2 separate regions of the Homo sapiens genome follow, and region 2 is linked to region 1. Evidence: chromatin loops called from intact Hi-C (ENCODE). Cell type or tissue: K562. All regions are shown on one strand. Links, peaks and the distances in the headings refer to the core of each region. The heading gives the core; the rest is flanking DNA. Region 1 overlaps TRIM67 (tripartite motif containing 67). Region 2 has its middle 52 kb from the start of FAM89A.

The links. Hi-C counts contacts between places; a loop is a spot of excess contacts. Peaks named below come from ENCODE experiments on the same cell type or tissue, not always from the same donor. Only the 100,000 strongest peaks of a DNase experiment are listed, where the experiment ranks them.
Region 2: a loop joins it to region 1, with 6 times the contacts of the local background. A loop is called at or near these places in 23 of 110 quality-filtered maps.

The regions. Positions count from the first base shown.
Region 1 is chr1:231,205,007-231,209,396 of GRCh38, forward strand. TRIM67 (tripartite motif containing 67) reads left to right here. Exons shown (of 10, transcript NM_001004342.5): 7 at 1,646-1,784; 8 at 3,941-4,244. Among named protein-coding and RNA genes, the nearest start is that of TRIM67-AS1, 20 kb to the left of the region's middle. In K562, for the core only: CTCF peaks have their summits at 2,106 and 2,643; a DNase peak (open chromatin) is centred at 2,085.
Region 2 is chr1:231,089,840-231,094,229 of GRCh38, forward strand. No RefSeq gene overlaps it. Among named protein-coding and RNA genes, the nearest start is that of FAM89A, 52 kb to the left of the region's middle. In K562, for the core only: CTCF peaks have their summits at 2,301 (motif pointing left) and 3,812 (motif pointing right); a DNase peak (open chromatin) is centred at 2,302; H3K27me3 peaks cover 313 bases.

The DNA.
Region 1 (4,390 bases), core at 126-4,125:
CCCCAGTCACTCCTGTTGTGCAAATCAGCCAAGAACTGAAAGAGCTCGTCCACCCGAAACCAAGAGGAGAGCCAGTATTTTTGAAATGGGAAGAAAGAAAAGGCTGTTGGGAAATATTAAAAGAAGCAGCCACAGAGCTTAAAAATGGTCCCTCCTCTTTGAGACATGGCCACTAACAAAAGCTAGACCTAAGGGCTAGGGTTTATAAGGAAGAGGGTCTTACAGTAGGAAAAGTGTGGATGTTGCATGCAGACAGACCTGGATTTGAGCTGTGGCTCCTATATGGATTAGCTGTGATCTTAGACCACATTATTTAATTAGCAGAAAATAATGACATGGGAGAGGCAAAAGGCTATGCATTTGGGGGGTTGAATAGGACAAAGGTAACTTTGAAGCTAATGGAGAACAAGATCAATCTTTAGAAAAGTATCTTTGGGGGCCAGGCACGGTGGCTCACACCCGTAATCCCAGCACTTTGGGAGGCCAAGGCGGATGGATCACTTGAGGTCAGGAGTTTGAGACCAGCCTGGTCAACATGGTGAAACCCCATCTCTACTTAAAATACAAAAATTACCCGGGCATGGTGGCGGATGCCTGTTGTCCCAGCTACTCTGGAGGCTGAGGCACAAGGATCACTTGAACTTGGAAGGCAAAGATTGTAGTAAGTCAAGATTACACCACTGCACTCCAGCCTGGGTGACAGAGTAAGACTCTGTCTCAAAAAAAAAAAAAAAAGGAAAGAAAGAAAAGTATCTTTGAGGCCAGATGCAGAAATGTCTCACCCTTTGGAAAGACCAGAAAACAGCAGCTCCAGGAGGGCTAAGGAGTGGAAGATGCCAGCCTCAGGTGTGGGAGGAGACAAAGAAGTGGATGTGCCCGTGGCTCAATAGTCTTGTTGACCAGGTAGACCTTGGCAGAGTCAGGATGTTCCTGGTCAGTATCCTGGCTGGCTGCAGACCCAGGAAGCTTGCCTCACCAGGACCCCATCACGCCTCGCCGCCTCGCAGGCAGAGGGGCCGGGCAGCCAGTAGTAAGGCATTCATGCCCAAGTTGGTCAAGTTCTGTGAGCCAGCCATGACTGAATGTAATTTCCCTTTTTAATAACTTCTATTTGGTAAGAATTTTTTTTTTAATTTTTTGGCTGGGCATGGTTGCTCACACCTGTAATCCCAGCACTTTGGGAGGCCAAGGCAGGAGGATCACCTGAGGTCAAGAGTTCGAGACCAGTCTGGCCAACAAATAGGGAAACCCCATCTCTACTAAAATATATATATATATATATAAATTAGCTGGGCATGGTGGTGCATGCTTGTAGTTCCAGCTACTTGGGAGGCTGACGCAGGAGAATCACTTGAACTCGGGAGGCGGAGGTTTTGGTAAGCCGAGATCACGCCACTCCACTCCAGCCTGGCAACAGAGCAAGACTCTGTCCCTCAAAAAAATAAAAACAAAAATTGTTTAGAAATGGGGCCCTGCAATGTTGTCCAGGCTGGACTCAAGCGATGCTCCCACCTCAGCTTCCTGAGTAGCTGGGACTACACCTGGCAACAGCACTTTTAATGTCAATGTGTTTCCAGAAGCCATTTGCTAAGAGGAGCTTTCCAAATGCTAGAGGAGCCTGGTGAGCAGCATTGCTCTCTTTCAGGAAGTGTACGTCGGTAAGGAGACTTTGTGTACCATCGACGGTCTTCACTTCAACAGCACCTACAACGCCCGAGTCAAAGCTTTCAACTCTTCTGGTGTCGGGCCTTACAGTAAAACTGTCGTCCTGCAGACATCCGATGGTGAGCATCGGGATCTCTTAGTGGGAAGAACAGATTCATCATTTTATCCAGTGACAACCAGACAGCCACTTGTGGCAGCTATGATGATGGGGTAGGGGTGGGGGGTGGTGCTGGGCACGGCTGGGTTCTCCAAGGGCGTGCCCTTCTGGGACCACAGGCGGGCTCCCAAAGGACAAAGATTGACTCCTAGGGCCAACCCACATTTCATCCCGTGGACCAGGGGAAAGGATGAGCTGCTGAAGATGGGGGAGGGAGGAAGTGCAGGGCCGGAGGGGCCGGTTGAGGTGCATACGCCTCACCCTGCTCTGCACACACAGCTCTTTGCTGCACCCACATGGCCTACAAGCCACGAAAGAAACATTCATTTACCCCATTGTGCTGGACTAAATGTGAAGTAGCTAAGGGAGGCTAAACTTCTCCCACTTCTCAAGGGCTGAGGAGTGAGTAGGACAGTCCCAGACAAGAAAACTCCACGATAGATGCAGTGGGCCCACACCAGTCCCTACATTTGAGCCTTTCTCACAGCGGAAAAGTGCCCTTTAATCCCCAGCATCAGAGCTCACATCCAGTGATTTATACACCTACCTGCAGCCTTTTAGGTCTTGGGCAACAACAGCATGTTGATATTAATTCAGTGGAATTTTGATCATCTGAGTTCTTAGCAGAGAGCAATGAGAGAAATAGGAATCACATTCCAAAGAGAGTTCTGCTCCCCCAGGTGTGGCCCAGCCCAGGCTGCAGAGGCAGTTTCCAGCTCCCCACTGCCTCCAAGAAGAGGGCAAATCGTGCATTCATTGTTATCATTTAGTCCACACATCCTCTGACTGCCACAGCTGGATGGTCTCCTAGAGGCAGGGAGGAGTAGGAGCATGAGCAGATGCTGGTGTCAAAAGGCCCAGCCAGGGACACTTTTCTGAAAATGATGCCACCTGCAGAGTCACTTTGTACACCCCTAGAGGAGAGCTCGCTAGCTTCTGCCTCTAGACTCTCCTGCCTGCCCAGAGATGAGCGGTCCTTGCCCTGTGCATTGTGGTCATGACTTTAGAGTAAGGGACTCACTTCTATCAACCTGGGGGGTTGGGGAGCAAAAGGGGGCACCACCTGATGGGCTGCAAAATGGAGAATTGAGCTTTGTGATTTTGGCCACATCACTTCACCTCTCTGTGTCTCAAATCTCCCACCCATGAGGTGGCTCATCAATATCGATTTCCTCCTGTACTTTTTTTTTTTTTTTTTTGAGATGAAGTCCCACTCTGTTGCCCAGGCTGGAGTGCAATGGCACAATCTTGGCTCACTGCAACCTCTGCCAACCTGTTCAAGTGATTGTCCTGCCTCAGCCTCCCAAGCAGCTGGGACTATAGGCGCCCACCACCATGTCCAGCGAATTTTTTTTTTTTTTTTGAGACAGAGTCTTGATCTGTCGCCCAAGCTGGAGTGTAGTGGCGTGATCATGGCTCACTGCAAGCTCTGTCTCCCAGGTTCACACCTTTCTCCTGCCTCAGCCTCCCGAGTGGCTGGGACTACAGGCACCTGCCACCACGCCCGGCTAATTTTTTTGTATTTTTAGTAGAGACAGGGTTTCACTGTGTTAGCCAGGATGGTCTTGATCTCCTGACCTCGTGATCCTCCCGCCTCGGCCTCCCAAAGTGCTGGGATTACAGGTGTGAACCACCATGCCCGGCCACGAATTTTTGTATTTTTAGTAGAGACGGAGTTTAACCATGCTGGCCAGGCTGGTCTCAAACCGCTGACCTGAGGTGATCCACCCACCTCGGCTTCCCAAAGTGCTGGGATTACAGGCGTGGACCACTGCTCCCAGGCTATTTCCTCCTGTATTTCTAACTGTGAGCATTTGGAAGGGTTTTAGAAACCAAGACCAGAAAATGCATCTAGATTTGAGGTTTTGAGGCCTGAAAATCCTTGGCAAGGCCAGGCTCGTAGGGCTGGCAACTTGGATGAACACAGAGCAGGGAGTGTGTGCATGTGTGTACGTTTGTGTGTGTGTGCACGTGTGTGGTAATCATACAGGAAAGACCCTTCACTTCTGGGTGCCGACTTTCTAACAGAAGCGAATGTGTTTGTGTCTCTGAGCCGGTTAGAAACTACTAGCAAATTCCATCCCCTGACCCTGCTCCTCTCACCTCCTCCCTTTTTAGTGGCCTGGTTCACATTTGACCCCAACTCTGGGCATCGGGACATCATTTTATCCAATGACAACCAGACAGCCACCTGCAGCAGCTATGACGACCGGGTGGTGCTGGGCACAGCTGCGTTCTCCAAGGGCGTGCACTACTGGGAGCTGCACGTGGACCGGTACGACAACCACCCAGACCCCGCCTTCGGGGTGGCCAGGGCCAGCGTGGTCAAGGACATGATGCTGGGCAAGGATGACAAGGCCTGGGCCATGTATGTGGACAACAACCGCAGCTGGTTCATGCACTGCAACTCCCACACCAACAGGTGCGATTGGGCCCCATCCTGCCTCCCGTGGACACAGGTTGTTTGGGAATGAGGGTCCTGAAGACCAGTGTCCCTTCTGCTGTCCCCAAAGCCAGGAGGAATTGAGAGGAGGTATTTTCAGCCACTTTGGTCTCCATTTTCTAGGA
Region 2 (4,390 bases), core at 91-4,090, 120 kb before region 1:
TACACTACACCAGCTGAGAAGTGTTCCTTGGAGTTGGCATAGAGGAAAATGCCAGGGAGATTAGTGAGAACGATTTCAATGCCACGTGGGGAGGCAGGGCCGAAATAGGACCACAGTGGATTGAAGACAAATGGAGGTGAGGACCCTTTGTGAAGCTGTTAAGAGTTGGAAGCAAAGGCCGGGCACGGTGGCTCACACCTGTAATCCCAGCACTTTGGGAGGTGGAGACGGATGGATCACAAGGTCAGGAGTTCAAGACCAGCCTGGCCAAAATGATGAAACTCCGTCTCTACTAAAAATACAAAAATTAGCCAGGCGTGGTGGTGGGCACCTGTAATCCCAGCTACTTGGGAGGCTGAAGCAGAGAATTGCTTGAACCTGGGAGGCGGAGGTTGTAGTGAGCTGAGATGGTGCCACTGCACTCCAGCCTGGGTGACAGAGTGAGACTCCATCTCAAAAAAAAAAAAAAAAAGTTGGAGACAAAAAAAAAAAAGAAAACAACAACAAACAAACAAAGAGATGGAGACAGAAGAACCAAGAGGCAGATACAGTTTCCCAGCTTCCTGGGCCCCTCCTACAATCCCGAGAGGGTTTGTCTGCATTTCCTTCATACTTCCCATTTTAGTTTGCAGTTTTATTTGAGCCTATTCAAATCAATTTCTGCTCTAATAATATTCACCTAAGATAACCGCCTTCTTTGTGAAGGAATTCCTACTTATCTTTAAGACAGAGCTGAAGTTTCAACTTCAATGGGATGTCTCTCAGATGCTCAGACAGATTTGTTTCCTTCTATGTGAACTTGTAACACTTTGTTTATAATCATCTTTATTGTCTAATTTCAATACCAGGTGAGAAGCATCACTTATGACATCACATTACAATCAGTTTTTAAGATACTAATTTCTTTTAATGCCTGGGATATATTAATGGTATAGCCCCAGCAACTGTGTCTTAAATAAATAATATCAGACATTATTAGGTACTGGGCACTGTGTTTGGTGTTTATGCACATCAACTCATCTAGCCTTTATAGCTATGAGATACATACTTTTATTATCCATTTAATAAATTACAAACTGAGGAACAGAGTAACTTGCCCAAGGTCACATAGGTAAGTACTTAGACTAGGGTTCAGATCCAGTCAGTTCCCAGAACCCTCTATTATGATATGGAGGTCATTCCCATCTTAATTTGAAACATTTATTACATTATCATCTTAACTTGAAAGGTTTTTCCAAGGGACTCTGTCTACAATCAGAGGGAGACTGTAATTTACCTGTATATTTACATCTTGCACAGTGACTTCCACGGCTTTAGAAAGGTAAGAATGGGGTCTTAGTGTATTTGCAGGTGAACATAGCTCCCTGAGGTTGATCATTAGTCACTGTGACAGTGACATGGGGCTTAGGAAATGGTGAAGGTGGTAAGAACTGGGGTTTTTTGTTTTTTGTTTTTCTTTTTGAGATGGGGTCTTGCTTTGTCACCCAGGCTGGAGTGCAGTGGTGCAATCACAGCTCATTGGAATCTCAAAGTCATGGGTTTAAGAGATTCTCCCATCTCAGCCTCCCAGGTAGCTGGGACCACAAGTGCACACCACCAAGCCTGGCTAACTTTTAAAAGCTGTGTTGTAGAGATGGGGTCTCGTTGTGTTTGCCCAGGTTGGTCTCAAACTCCTGGCCTCAAGCAATCCTCCTGCCTTAGCCTCCTAAAGTGCTGGGATGATAGGCATGAGCCACCGTGCCTGGCCAGAACTGCTTTCTAAGCTACCTGTTGCTCAGTGTTGCCCACAGACACTGTGAGGTCGTGGTTATTACCCATTTCTTTCACCGTCTAGGATTTGTAAATATCTGTTTTTGAGAATGATGTTCACTAGTTCCACTAGTGCATATTCCCTAGTTCTCATTGATTTCCAGGCCCTGTGCTGAGCACTCTATTATTCCACGCTGTCCTCCTAGTACAGAGGAGGAAGGTCGGGCTGAGAAATATCAGGATAATGTGCATAAATTTTACATAGCCAGGAGGAGATGAAGCGAGAGTCTGACTGCAATGCACGCTCTGAACAACTGTCCTCATGAACACCACGTCACCTACGCTCTGGTCCCTGAATGTGGTCTCTCAGCTGCTCACTGGTATCCAGAGAGCCCAATCTGGGCTCTGGCTGGGTGTTGGGATGTGGTTAACCGGGTTGGAGGAAATCCTTGTTTTTCCTACGGTTGCACCGACTGGTCTTTATGTTGTGTGTGAAATCCGCCCTCCTCAAAGCACACGGAGAAGGTGCTCGTCAGCGTCCCCTGCTGGCCTCAGAATGCTAAAGAGGGTGGATTTATGGGAACTCCCGCAGCCAGCTCTGCGTGGTCACAGTATCCAACATCCAAGCAGATCCCTCTTTCTCAACAACAAACACCACTCTGTTGTAGGGTTGCTAGAGAGCTGGGCCAGCATGTGTAGGGAAATTCATACACTTCCAGCATGTGTGGGGAAATTCACACATTTCCCAAGGCTTTATTGGGGATCATGAAGGGATTTTATTTAAGACAGAGTAAGCTACATGTGGCCAAGGGACCTTGCAAATTTAGTGGAGGCAGCCGGCAAAAAGGAAGGGGTATGGGGGTGGGGGGGGCGGTGGGGGAGGATAGGCCAGAGTCAAATCCTGGCTTCTGCGTTTATGAGCTTTGTAAATTGGTAAGTTGTTTTTCCCCATTAATTCATTGCCTTGTTTTCCCCATCTGTAAAATGGGACTAGCCATGCTCAACTGGCAGTTCTGAAACTTACCCAAGAAGATGCAGCCAAAGTTGCTCAGTAGCTCTTCAGTTAGACTGTCTGTGAAATCCACGTGTGGTTTAGACCCAAACACCCATAGCAATGGTTTGACAATTCCAAATGTAGCTGCTGAAACGAAGAAAATTAAGGGTCTAGGGGAAATCATTTTCTCTCTTGAATATGTTTCTTTAAAAAGAAAAAGAGCCTAATTTAAGTGACAATGTGTTGATTAACAGCTGGGTGTTTCTAAAGGGTTGAAAATTAAGCGCCCAGTTATCTGGTCAACTTTAAAATAAAGGCAGTTAAACACACTCTGGGCTGGGCGCGGTGGCTCACACCTGTAATCCCAACACTTTGGGAGGCCGAGGCAGGCAGATCACCTGAGGTCAGGAGTTGAAGACCAGCCTGGCCAACATGGCGAAACCCCGACTCTACTAAAAATACAAAAATTAGCTGGGTATGATGGTGTACGCCTGTAATCCCAGCTACTCAGGAGGCTAAGACATGAGAATCGTTTGAGCCCAGGAGGCAGAGTTTGCAGTGAGCCGAGATTGCACCACTGCACTCCAGCCTGGGCAACAGAGTGAGACTCTGTCTCAAAAAATGAAAATTAAACACACACACACTCTGTCATAGAGGAATTTCTGGGAACTGTCTAATTAAGGACACCGCTCTGCTCCAGAGAACCTACGGGGTCATGTTCTCACTCGCCACTCCCTTGTCCGCAAAGGGAAGTGCTGCATATATAAAATCACTGAAAGAATCACATGATTTCCTTTATTTCTCTGGCCTTAAAACCTCCCGAGTGGGTAATCTGACTCACAGGTCTAGGAAAAGGGCCATTCAGGATAGTAGTATTGGCGGGTATTTTACAATGGAGCTGCAGACATCAGCACCAGCCTCCTAAGGACACCTTGAAGACGGACACAAAGGATGCAATTCATTCTTGAAGAAGAAGAAAAAAATCCACACAACTCAACCAGGGCCTGCTAGCATTACCAATCCCCACCCTTCCCTTCTGCTTTTCTTATTTCACAGGCTCTGCAGCTCCCTGCAGATGGAGCTGCTGCCTGTACTCCCAGGCTGCTCTTTCCATGGCGAGGCTGACCGTTCTGCTGCCCTCTGCCCTGGGCTCCCATTCAGGCAGAAATTCCCATTAGACGCTCTGTACAGAAGACAGGACTCGGCTGGCAGGTATTGTGCTGGGCTGAATTGGTGCAGCTGCTGTGTGGCATTTTGATTGATGCTGAGTCTGGATGCGACCTTTTAAAATGCAGTTTCCTTTGAAAAGGCAGCTCGGAAAATCACTCTGGCTGTGTGTGTGTATGTTTTCATGTGTGTGTGTTCATGCATGTGCTCTGCACGCTCTGAGTGACTCTACGAATACACGATTTGCTCCTATTGAATTTAACTGAAGCATCCCCAAAGGAGCAAAACAAATTCCTCATCCACAGATCCTTAACAGAAGAGAGATCCAGGCCTTTCCATGTCTAAGACACACTAAGATTACCCATAATTTTACCTTGAGCTGGGTGCAGTGGCATGTGCCTATAATCCCAGCTACTCAGGAAGCTAAGGTGGGATGATTACTTGAGCTCAGGAGTTCGAGGCTATAGTGTGCCATGATCA